Regions from separate parts of the Homo sapiens genome. Here region 2 is linked to region 1. Evidence: chromatin loops called from intact Hi-C (ENCODE). Cell type or tissue: left ventricle myocardium inferior. All regions are shown on one strand. Each heading gives the region's core, and the rest is flanking DNA. Links, peaks and the distances in the headings are about the cores only.

Evidence for each region. Peaks named below come from ENCODE experiments on the same cell type or tissue, not always from the same donor. Only the 100,000 strongest peaks of a DNase experiment are listed, where the experiment ranks them.
Region 2: a loop joins it to region 1, with 2.1 times the contacts of the local background. A loop is called at or near these places in 1 of 110 quality-filtered maps.

What each region holds. Positions count from the first base shown.
Region 1 is chr20:35,111,971-35,117,348 of GRCh38, reverse strand. MMP24-AS1-EDEM2 (MMP24-AS1-EDEM2 readthrough) reads left to right here. Exons shown (of 15, transcript NM_001355008.2): 15 at 1,416-1,985. The coding sequence ends at 1,916. EDEM2 (ER degradation enhancing alpha-mannosidase like protein 2) reads left to right here. Exons shown (of 11, transcript NM_018217.3): 11 at 1,416-1,985. The coding sequence ends at 1,916. LOC124900460 (small nucleolar RNA SNORD56) reads left to right here and starts at 142; the gene lies at 142-213. In left ventricle myocardium inferior, for the core only: no CTCF peak of the experiment used is centred there; no DNase peak of the experiment used is centred there; H3K27ac peaks cover 2,859 bases.
Region 2 is chr20:35,181,858-35,187,235 of GRCh38, reverse strand. The region is part of intron 4 of MMP24-AS1-EDEM2 (MMP24-AS1-EDEM2 readthrough); the gene reads left to right. It also overlaps a transcript of PROCR not described here. Among named protein-coding and RNA genes, the nearest start is that of PROCR, 12 kb to the right of the region's middle. In left ventricle myocardium inferior, for the core only: no CTCF peak of the experiment used is centred there; no DNase peak of the experiment used is centred there.

The sequences.
Region 1 (5,378 bases), core at 147-5,146:
AAATGTAAGATAGAGTCCACTGAGAATGTTTTGTTTAGAAGTATTACTAATTCTGAGAAGCTAAAATAAATGTTTGTAGCAAGTAATCTTAGTCATCCATGCCTGAAAACTCAGTTGAAATTCTCTAAATAAGACTCCTTACTAAAACAATGTCAATAGTTTTCATCAACAGCAGTTGAACCTAGTAAGTGTCGATACTTTGGGTCTGAGTGGAGAAAAAAAGACCCCTTATTAGTTGCTTACAAAAACTTGGTAATTGGCCAAGCGCAGTGGCTCAGGCTTGTAATCCCGGCACTTTGGGAGGCCAAGGCAGGCGGATCACGAGGTCAGGAGTTCAAGACCAGCCTGACCAACATGGTGAAACCCTGTCTCTACTAAAAATACAAAAAAAATTACCTGGGTGTGGTGGCATGTGCCTGTAGTCCCAGCTACTCTGGAGGCTGAGGCAGGAGAATTGCTTGAACCCGGGAGGCAGAGGTTGCAGTGAGCCGAGACCATGCCATTGCACTCCAGCCTGGGCAACAGAGTGAAACTCCATCTCTAAAAAAAAAAAAACTTGGTAATCATCTGAATGCCCTTCCAAGGAGGATTAGCCAAGTAAATGGTGATCCATTTTCACGATGGAATACTCTGCCATCATTAAAAGGGACGATTAGCTCTATGTTTATAGTCACAAAAAGTTGGGATAAAGGGGATAGGAGATTGTCATGTCATAGAGCAAGGTTAGCGGAGACCTTTCTGGTGAGGAAGCATTTGAGCAGAGACCTGAAGGAAGGGAGGGAACAAGCTATGAGAAAAACTGGAGGCGGAGTGCTCCAGGCTGAAAGAACCACAGATGCAAAGAGCCCGAAGCAGGAGGGTGCTGTGCTAGCTCAGGACAGAAAGGCAGCAGCTGGAGCTCTTAGAGTGGTAAGAGGTGAGGGCAGGAAGGGAGCAGGGGCCAGGTCATGACTTGCATTTTTATCCTGCATGAAATGGAGGGCTCACAGAAAGTTGTGAGTAGAGAATTGACAGGAAGACTTATGTTATACAGATACTGTAGGAGCTTGGTGTGTGTCTCACGCCTGTTATCCTGGCACTTTGGGAGGCCAAGGTAGGAGGAATTGCTTGAGCCCAGGGATTTGAGACCAGCCTGGGCAACATGGTGTGAGACCCTGTCCCTATTTTTTAAAATAGTGTGTGTATATAAACTGCAGGGCTAAGATTGGAAGCTGGGAGCCCATTTGGAAGCTTATGTGATAATCCAGGTGAGAGATGATGGTGGCTTGGGAAAGAGTGAAGTTCTGAAAAGTTCAGTGATTTGCTCACAGGCCCTCAGCTGCTTTGTGGCAGAACAGGCCTTCTTAAGGGATTGCCTGACCCTTACTACTAAATTGTGATGGTGTTCCAGCTTGCTTCCTTCTCCCACATGTCAGATCAAAGATCTGCGAGACCACAAGCTGGACAACCGCATGGAGTCGTTCTTCCTGGCCGAGACTGTGAAATACCTCTACCTCCTGTTTGACCCAACCAACTTCATCCACAACAATGGGTCCACCTTCGACGCGGTGATCACCCCCTATGGGGAGTGCATCCTGGGGGCTGGGGGGTACATCTTCAACACAGAAGCTCACCCCATCGACCCTGCCGCCCTGCACTGCTGCCAGAGGCTGAAGGAAGAGCAGTGGGAGGTGGAGGACTTGATGAGGGAATTCTACTCTCTCAAACGGAGCAGGTCGAAATTTCAGAAAAACACTGTTAGTTCGGGGCCATGGGAACCTCCAGCAAGGCCAGGAACACTCTTCTCACCAGAAAACCATGACCAGGCAAGGGAGAGGAAGCCTGCCAAACAGAAGGTCCCACTTCTCAGCTGCCCCAGTCAGCCCTTCACCTCCAAGTTGGCATTACTGGGACAGGTTTTCCTAGACTCCTCATAACCACTGGATAATTTTTTTATTTTTATTTTTTTGAGGCTAAACTATAATAAATTGCTTTTGGCTATCATATTTTGGTTATCATGTTTTACATATTGGGCTGTCTCATGAGATTTCATTCAAAGAAAGGATTGGTGGCTACGGGCAATTGTGACTCTAGTTAATTTTCTCATGCAGCTGGAGAGACGGCTAAATGCGGTTAGCTGGCTCCAAAGATCCTAGGGGTCGATAGTTGAATCTCCCTTCCTTTTCTGGTGTCTTTGTGGAAAGTGTTGTCATAAATGTATTTCTTTGTTAGTTCTTGCTCCAACATGTGCTTCTTACTTTTTTTTTTTTTTTTTTTTTTTTGAGACAGAGTCTCACTCAGTCACCCAGGCTGGAGTGCAGTGGTGTGATCTCGGCTCACTACAACCTCTGCCTCCCAGGTTCAAGCAATTCTCCAGCTTCAGCCTCCTGAGTAACTGGGACTATAGGCGTGCATCTGGCTACACCGCATCTGGCTAATTTTTTTATTTTTATTTTTATTTTTTGTATTTTTAGTAGAGATGAGGTTTCACCATGTTGCCTAGGCTGGTCTCGAACTCCTGACGTCAGGTGATCCACCCGCCTCGGCCTCCCAAAGTGCTGGGATTATGGGCGTGAGCCACCATGCCCCGGCTGCTTCTTACTCTTTAGTTGACCTATCTATCCACCTGTCCTTCCAAGCAACGAAGATTTATTAAGCACCTTTTTTCTTTTGAGACAGGGTCTCCCTCTGTCACCCAGGTTGGAATGTAGTGGCATGATCACGACTCACTGCAGCCTCGACCTCCCAGGCTCAAGTGATCCTCCCATCTCAGCCTCTGGAGTAGCTGGGACCACAGGCACACACCACTATAATTTGCCTGATTTTTAAAAATTTTTTTGCAGAGACGGTGTCTCCCTATGTTGCCCAGGCTGATCTCAAACTCCTGGGCTCAAACAATCCCCTGCCTCAGCCTCCTGATTAACTGGGATTTCAGGCGTGAGCCATGGGGCTGGGCAGGCACCTTTGTGTGCCAGCCGCAGCCCCAGAGGTTCAGCAGCAAACAAGGCAAACAGTTTTTATTCTTGTGAAACTAAATTTCTAGCAGAAAGAAATAACCTAGTAAATAGATAAAGTAACATTGTGATCAGTTCCATGAAGAAAACACGGGGCTGTGCTAGAAAATAATGGGGAAAGATAAGCTGCTTTAGATAGGGTGGGTGGAAAAAGCCTCCCTGAGGACGTGAGCTTTTAATTATGTAAAATTTTATTGCTTTTTAAAATTTTATTTTCTTGTAACTTTAATTTTTTCTTTTTACATTTTTATAAACATTAGAGATGGGATCTTGCTTTGTTGCCCAGGGTGGTCTCGAATTCCTGGGCTCAAGCAATCCTCCCATCTCAGCCTCCCAAAGTACTGGAATTACAGGCATGAGCCACTGTCCCTGGCCACAAAGTTGTTTTTTTTTTTTTTGAGACAGGGTCTCACCCTGTTGCCCAGCCTGGAGTGCAGTGGCGCAATCACGGCTCACTGCAAGCCCTGCAAGCCTTGCAATCCCTGACCTTCTGGGCTCAAGCAATCTTCCCACCTTAGCCTCCCGAGTAGCTGGGACAACTGGAGCATGCCACCATGCCTGGCTAATTTTCCTAATTTTGTATTTTTTGTTGAGATGGGATTTTGCCACGTTGCTCAGGGTGGTCTCAAACTCCTGAGCTCAAGCAGTCTGCCTGCCTTGGCCTCCCAAAGTGCTAGGAGGCATGAGCCACCGTGCCTGGCCAGGATGTACTATTTTATTTTATTTTGTTTATTTTTTTATTTTTATTATTTATTTTTTTATTTTATTTTTTATTTATTTTATTTTATTTATTTTTTATTTTTTTATTTTTATTTTATTTTATTTTATTTTATTTTTATTTATTTTCTTATTTATTTGGAGACAGGATCTCACTCATGCCCTGGCTGGAATGCAGTGGCATGATCTGAGCTCACTGAAGCCTCCACCTCCCAGGCTCAAGCGGTCATCCCACCCCAGCGTCCCAAGAAGCTGGGACCACAGGTGCATGCCACCATGCCTGGCTAAGTAAAATTTTAAATAAACAAAAATGGAGCGAACAGGACATCCATCCTTTGTGTGCTCATCACCCAATTTCAACAAACTAGCTTCAAAGATGATGAATTCATGGCCAACCTTATTTCATTTATATCCACACTAGATTATTTAGGATTCCAAACATTTTATTCCTAAAAGTATTTCAGAATGCATCCCCAAAGCATGCCTATAAAAATAAATCATTATTCCTTGATATCCTCTCCAATGTTCAAAATGTTTTGTTTCATAACTTTGTATTATAGTTTGTTTGCATCAGGACCCACATAGGGTTGATTTATATATTTGAAATTAGATGATATATCTCTGAAATGTCTTTTAATTTACAGGAATTCTTTCCCTCTCCCTCCCTCCCTCCTTTCCCACTCCTCCTCTATTTTCATTGCAGTTTGTTTGTTGAAGACAACAGTTGTATGTCCTGTAGGTTTCCATATTATGGATTTTGTTAATTGCATCTCTGAGGTATTTATTATATAACTGTTTTTTAAAGTTGATATTAAGATCTAGAGACATCATCAGATTTGGATTTTTACTTTTGTTTTTATTTTTATTTGTGTATTTATGTATTTTGAGACAGCGTCTCACCCTGTCACCCAGTGGGGTGATCACAGTTCACTGCAGCCTCACGGGCACAAGTGATTCTCCCGCCTCAGCCTCCCGAATAGCTGGGACTACAGGCCCACACCACCACACCTGGCTAATTTTTAAATTTTTTGTTTAGATGGGGTCTCGCTATGTTGTCTAGGCTGGTGTTTTTATTTTTCAAGAATAAGCACTGTTGTTTCTTTTGGTCAAGAGACACATGATGTCTCCTTGCCTGTTACTAACAGCCATTTGTTGGTCATTGCTTGGATCCATTATTTCAACAGGGGTTTCAAAATAGTGAGATTTTAATTAGTCTAGACTACTTCTCTTTTTTTTTTTTTTTTTTTTTTTTTTTGAGATGAAGTTTTGCTCTTGTTGCCCAGGCTGGAGTGCAATGGCTTGATCTCGGCTCACCGCAACCTCTGCCTCCCGGGTTCAAGCAATTCTCCTGCCTCAGCCTCCTAAGTAGCTGGGATTACAGGCATGCGCCACCACACCCAGCTAATTTTGTATTTTTAGTAAAGACAAGGTTTCACCATGTTAGTCAGGCTGGTCTCGACCTCCTGACCTCAGGTGATACACCTACCTTGGCCTCCCAAAGTGCTGGGATTACAGGTGTGAGCCACCATGCCCAGCCAAGGCTAGACTACTTCTCTAAAGAAAGACTTCCTCTCGTCAACTATTTGGGTTCCTTGGGGCACAGTTCATTCAGGAAAGCCAGGATAAATATTTGATTCTTAACTTTTATTTTTTATTTTCCAGAATAAT
Region 2 (5,378 bases), core at 73-5,072, 70 kb before region 1:
CAAACAAACAAAACAAATTTAGGCAGGCTTGGAGGTGCATGCCTGTAGTCCCAGCTACTCAGGAAGCTGAGGTGGGAGGATCGTTTGAGCCTGCGAGATGGAGACTGCAGTGAACTGGGATCACACCACTGCACTCCAGCCTGAGTGACAGAGCAGATTTGGAGGAAGATAGATCAAACTATGGATTGAGGAAGCGCAAAGAAGGAATTGACCTAATTGTTAACATGTTTTGCAGGCCACTGACTTAAACAGCTATTGCTATTTTTTTTTCTTTTTTTTTTTTGAGACAGAGTCTTGCTTTGTTGCCCAGGCTGGAGTGCAGTGGCGCAATCTCCACTCACTGCAACCTCCGCCTCCCAGGTTCACGCCATTCTCCTGCCTTAGCCTCTCGAGTAACTGGGATTATAGGCACGTGCCACCATGCCCAGCTCTTTTTTGTACTTTTTTTTTTAGTAGAGACAGGGTTTCACCATGTTAGCAAGGATGGTCTCGATCTCCTGACCTTGTGATCCACCTGCCTTGGCCTCCCAAATTGCTGGGATTACAGGCATGAGCCACTGTGCCTGGTCAGATTGCCTATTCTGGATGTTTCACGTGTGTTGAATCATATAATACCTGGTTCTTTGTGACTGGCTTCTTTTACTTATCATTTTTTTTTTTTTTTTTTTTGAGATGGAGTTTCACTCTTGTTGCCCAGGCTGGAGTGCAATGGCGCGATCTTGGCTCACCGCAACCTCAGCCTCCTGGGCTTAAGTGATTCTCCCGCCTCAGCCTCCCGAGTAGCTGGGATTACAGGCATGTGCTACCATGCCCGGCTAATTTTCTATTTTTAGAAGAGGCGGGGTTTCTCCATGTTGGTCAGGCTGGTCTTGAACTCCCGATCTCATGATCCACCCGCCTTGGCCTCCCAAAGTGTTGTGACTGCAGGCGAGAGCCACTGCTCCCGGACTACTTATCATGTTTTTAAGGCTCATCCGTGTTGTAACATGTGTCAGTACCTCATTTTCATGGCTAGATAATATTCCATTGTATTAAAATACTACATTTTGTTTCTCCATCAATTAACAGACATTTGGATTATTACCATTTTTGGCTATTAGGAATAATGCTTCTGTGAACATTCATGTACAAGTATTTGCATGGATGTATGTTTCAATTTTCTTGGGCATATACTAGGAGCGGACTTGCTGGGCCACACAATAACTCTATGTTTAACTTTTTGAAGAACTGTCAAATTGTTTTCCAAAGTGCTATACCATTGCCACCAGCAATGTATGAGGGTTCCAATTTCTTCACATTCTTGCCAACACTTGTTATTGTCTGTCTTTTTTCCTATAGCCATTCTTTTTAAAATTTTATTTTTCCATAAGTTATCGAGGTACAGGTGGCATTTGGTTACATGAGTAAGTTGTTTGGTGGAGATTTGTGGCACCCGTCACCCAAGCAGTACACAATGCACCATATTTGTAGTCTTTTATCCCTCACCCCCCTCCCACTCTTTGCCCCAAGTCCCCAAAGTCCATTGTATCATTCTTATACCTTTGCATCCTCATCGCTTAGCTCCCACATATCAGTGAGAACATATGATGTTTGGTTTTCCATTCCTGAGTTACTTCACTTAGAATAATAGTCTCTAATCTCCTCCAGGTCATTGCAAATGCTGTTAATTCATTCCTTTTATGGCTGAGTAGTACTCCATCATATATATATACCAGAGTTTCTTTATCCATTCATTGATTGATGGGCATTTGGGTTTGTTCCACGATTTTGCAATGGTGAATTGTGCTGCTATAAACTTGCGTGTGCAAGTATCTTTTTTGAATAATGACTTCTTTTCCTCGGGGTAGATACCCAGTAGTGGGATTGCTGGATCAAATGGTAGCTCTACTTTTAGTTTTTTAAGGAATCTCCACGCTGTTTTCCATAGCAGCTGTACTAGTTTACATTCCCACCAGCAGTGTAGAAGTGTTCCCTGATTGCTGCATCCACGTCAACGTCTACTATTATTTTATTATTTGATTATGGCCATTCTTATGGGAGTACGGTGGTATCGCTTTGTGGTTTTGATTTGCATTTTCCTGATCATTAGTAATGTTGAGCATTTTTTCATGTTTGTTGGCTATTTGTATATCTTCTTTTGAGAATTGTCTATTCATCTCCTTAGCCCACTTTTTGTTGGGATTGATTTTTTTTTTTTTTTTTTTTGTCTTACTGATTCGTTTGAGTTCATTGTAGATTCTGGATATTAGTCCTTTGTCAGATGTATAGATTGTGAAGATTTTCTCCCACTCTGTGAGTTGTCTGTTTACTCTGCTGACTGTTCCTTTTGCCGTGCAAAAGCTCTTTGGTTTAATTAGGTCCCAGCTATTTACCTTTATTTATATTGCAACTGCTTTTGGTTTTTTTGTCTTGAAATCTTTGGCTAAGCCAATGTCTAGAAGGGTTTTTCCAATGTTATCTTCTAGAAATTTTACAGTTTCAGGTCTTGGGTTTAGGTCCTTAATCCATCTTGTGTTTTTTTCTTTTTTGTGACAGAGTCTCACAGTCTCGCTCTGTCACCCAGGCTGGAGTGCAGTGGCGTCATCTCAGCTCACTGCAAGCTCCACCTCCTGGGTTCACGCCATTCTCCTGCCTCAGCCTTCTGAGTGGCTGGGACTACAGGCGCCCGCCACCACGCCCAGCTAATTTTTTGTATTTTTAGTAGAGATGGGTTTCACCGTGTTAGCCAGGATGGTCTCAATCTCCTGACCTCGTGATCTGCCCGCCTCGGCCTCCCAAAGTGCTAGGATTACAGGCGTGAGCCACCACGCCCAGCTCCTCAATCCATCTTGAGTTGATTTTTGTATAAGGTAAAAGATGAGGATCCAGTTTCGTTCTTCTACCTGTGGCTAACCAATTATCCCAGCACCATTTGTTGAAAAGGGTGTCCTTTCCCCACTTTTATGTTTTTGTTTGCTTTGTCAAAGATCAGTTGGCTATAAGTATTTGGGTTTATTTCTGGGTTCTCTATTCTGTTCCATTGGTCTATGTGCCTATTTTTATACCAGTATCATGCTGTTTTGGTGACTATGGCCTTATAGTATAATTTGAAATCAGGTAGTGTGATGCCTCCAGATTTGTTCTTTTTGCTTACTCTTGCTTTGGCCATGTGGGCTCTTTTTTGATTCCATATGAATTTTAGAATTGTTTTTTCTAACTCTGTGAAGAATGATGGTGGTATTTTGATGGGGACTGCGTGAATTTGTAGATTGCTTTTGGCAGTATGGTCATTTTCACAATATTGATTCTATCCATCCTCCTATAGCCATTCTTGATGGTATGAAGTGGTATCTCATGGTTTTGATTTGCATTTCCATAATGACTATAACGATGTTGGGCATCTTTTCATGTGCTTATTGGCCACTGGTGTATCTTCTTTAAGAAATGTCTAAAATTTACTCTGCTTTTTCCTATTTTCATTATTGAATCTGTTCTGTCTATCTTTCCTATCTGGGCATGGTCATATCTCACCAATTCACAAATACCATGTTTCTCCCCTAGATTCCTCTGATTCCTGCAGTTTTAGTAGAGGAGAGAAAGCATAAATCCTAGAACACAAAGGCACGGGTTTGAATCCTAGCTCTGATACTATATTAGTCAATTCTTGTGCTGCTATACTGGAATACCTGCAAGTGGCTAATTTATAAAAGAAAAGAGGTTTATTTTTGACTCACACTTCTGCAGGATGTACAGGAAGCATGGCACCAGCATCTTCTTCTGGTGAGGCCTCAGGAAGCTTTCAATCATGTTGGAAGGCAAAGGGGGAGCAGGCATATAAGATGAGACAGAAGGAAGCAAGAAAGAGGAGGGGAGGTCTCAGATCCTTTTAAACAACGAGATCTCATGTGTAATCTAACTGAACAAGAACTCACTCAACACTAAAGGATGGTGTTAAGCCATTCATGAGGGATCTGCCCCCATGACCCAAACACCTCCCATTATGCCCATCTCTAACAATGGAGGTCACGTTCCAACATGAGATTTGGAGGGACAAAACATCCAAACCATATCAGTTATTAACTTTCTTATTCTCCCTAAACATGTCTCCTAATCTAAAATGATTATATCTATCTTACAAGACCAAAGAGAGTATTAAATGATAAACGCAAGTTACAGAATTCCAAAAACTATATAGCAATATGTAAATGATAGCTACAAGAGTAAATCAGAGCATAACATTTTTCTTTCTTTCTTTCCTTTTTTTTTTTTTTTTTTTTTTTTTTGAGACGGAGTCTCGCTCTGTCGCCCAGGCTGGAGTGCAGTGGCACGATCTCAACTCACTGCAACATCTGCCTCCTGGGTGCAAGCTACTCTCCTTCCTTAGCCTCCTGAGTAGCTGGAACTACAGGCACGTGCCACCATGCCTGGCTAATTTTTGTATATTTAGTAGAGACGGTTTCACCATGTTGGCCAGGCTGGTCTCGAACACCTGACCTCAGGTGAACTGCCCACCTCAGCCTCCCAAAGTGCTGGGATTACAGGCGTGAGCCACCATGCCCGGCCACATAACATCACATTTTTATTTGTGTGTTTCTTCTAGTTATACAATGCATCTTGCCTTGTGTTGTTCTCTTTTGTATGTTTTATCTTCCCAAGAAAAGACTGGGCTCCTTGAGAAGGATCATATCCTAATCGTTTTGTGTCTTCCAAAGTACATAACATAAAGCCTTCTATATGGAAGTTTCTGACAAACATTTATTAAACGAGTAAATAAATTAATGATGTGAGATATAGTGAACATTTATGGGTTTTTGTTGTTTTTGCTTTTCTATTTTATTTTTCTTTTGTTCTGTTTTTTGAGCCCAGGAGGTTGAAGCTGCAGTGAGCCATGATCGTGCCACCAATTCCAGCCTGGGCAACAGACCAAGAGTCTGTCTCAAAAAAAAGATAATATATGTAGAGTTAGTAAATACAGCAGTGGCTACTGATCTCCAGGCTTCTCATTTGCATCAATTCTTTAAAATCACCTGTACCTGTTTTGGTTGCCCAGCATCTGAAATCTCTTCCTCTGTGTGAGTCTTAATGGGAGACAGGTTCTCACCTCCCACAAGAGAAGTCAAAGGTATCTAAAGTTTTCCTTTTCCCCCCTGCACTTGCAGCTAAGGCAAAAGCAACATGATCAAGGCTTGGTCATTTGGCTGCTTCCACTCAGGATATTGACTCTTGAACAAATGATGTAAAGACACAGGGTCAGAGGAGAATTCCTTTAATATGGCAGCAGCATTGGTGATGGAGGTAGTGCTTCCAGCTGTGGCATCCTTAATACCATTCCTGTGGTGTGACTTTGGCTGTGGTCCCTGGTTCTACTTTCTGAGCTTGATTATCTGGCTTTCCCATCA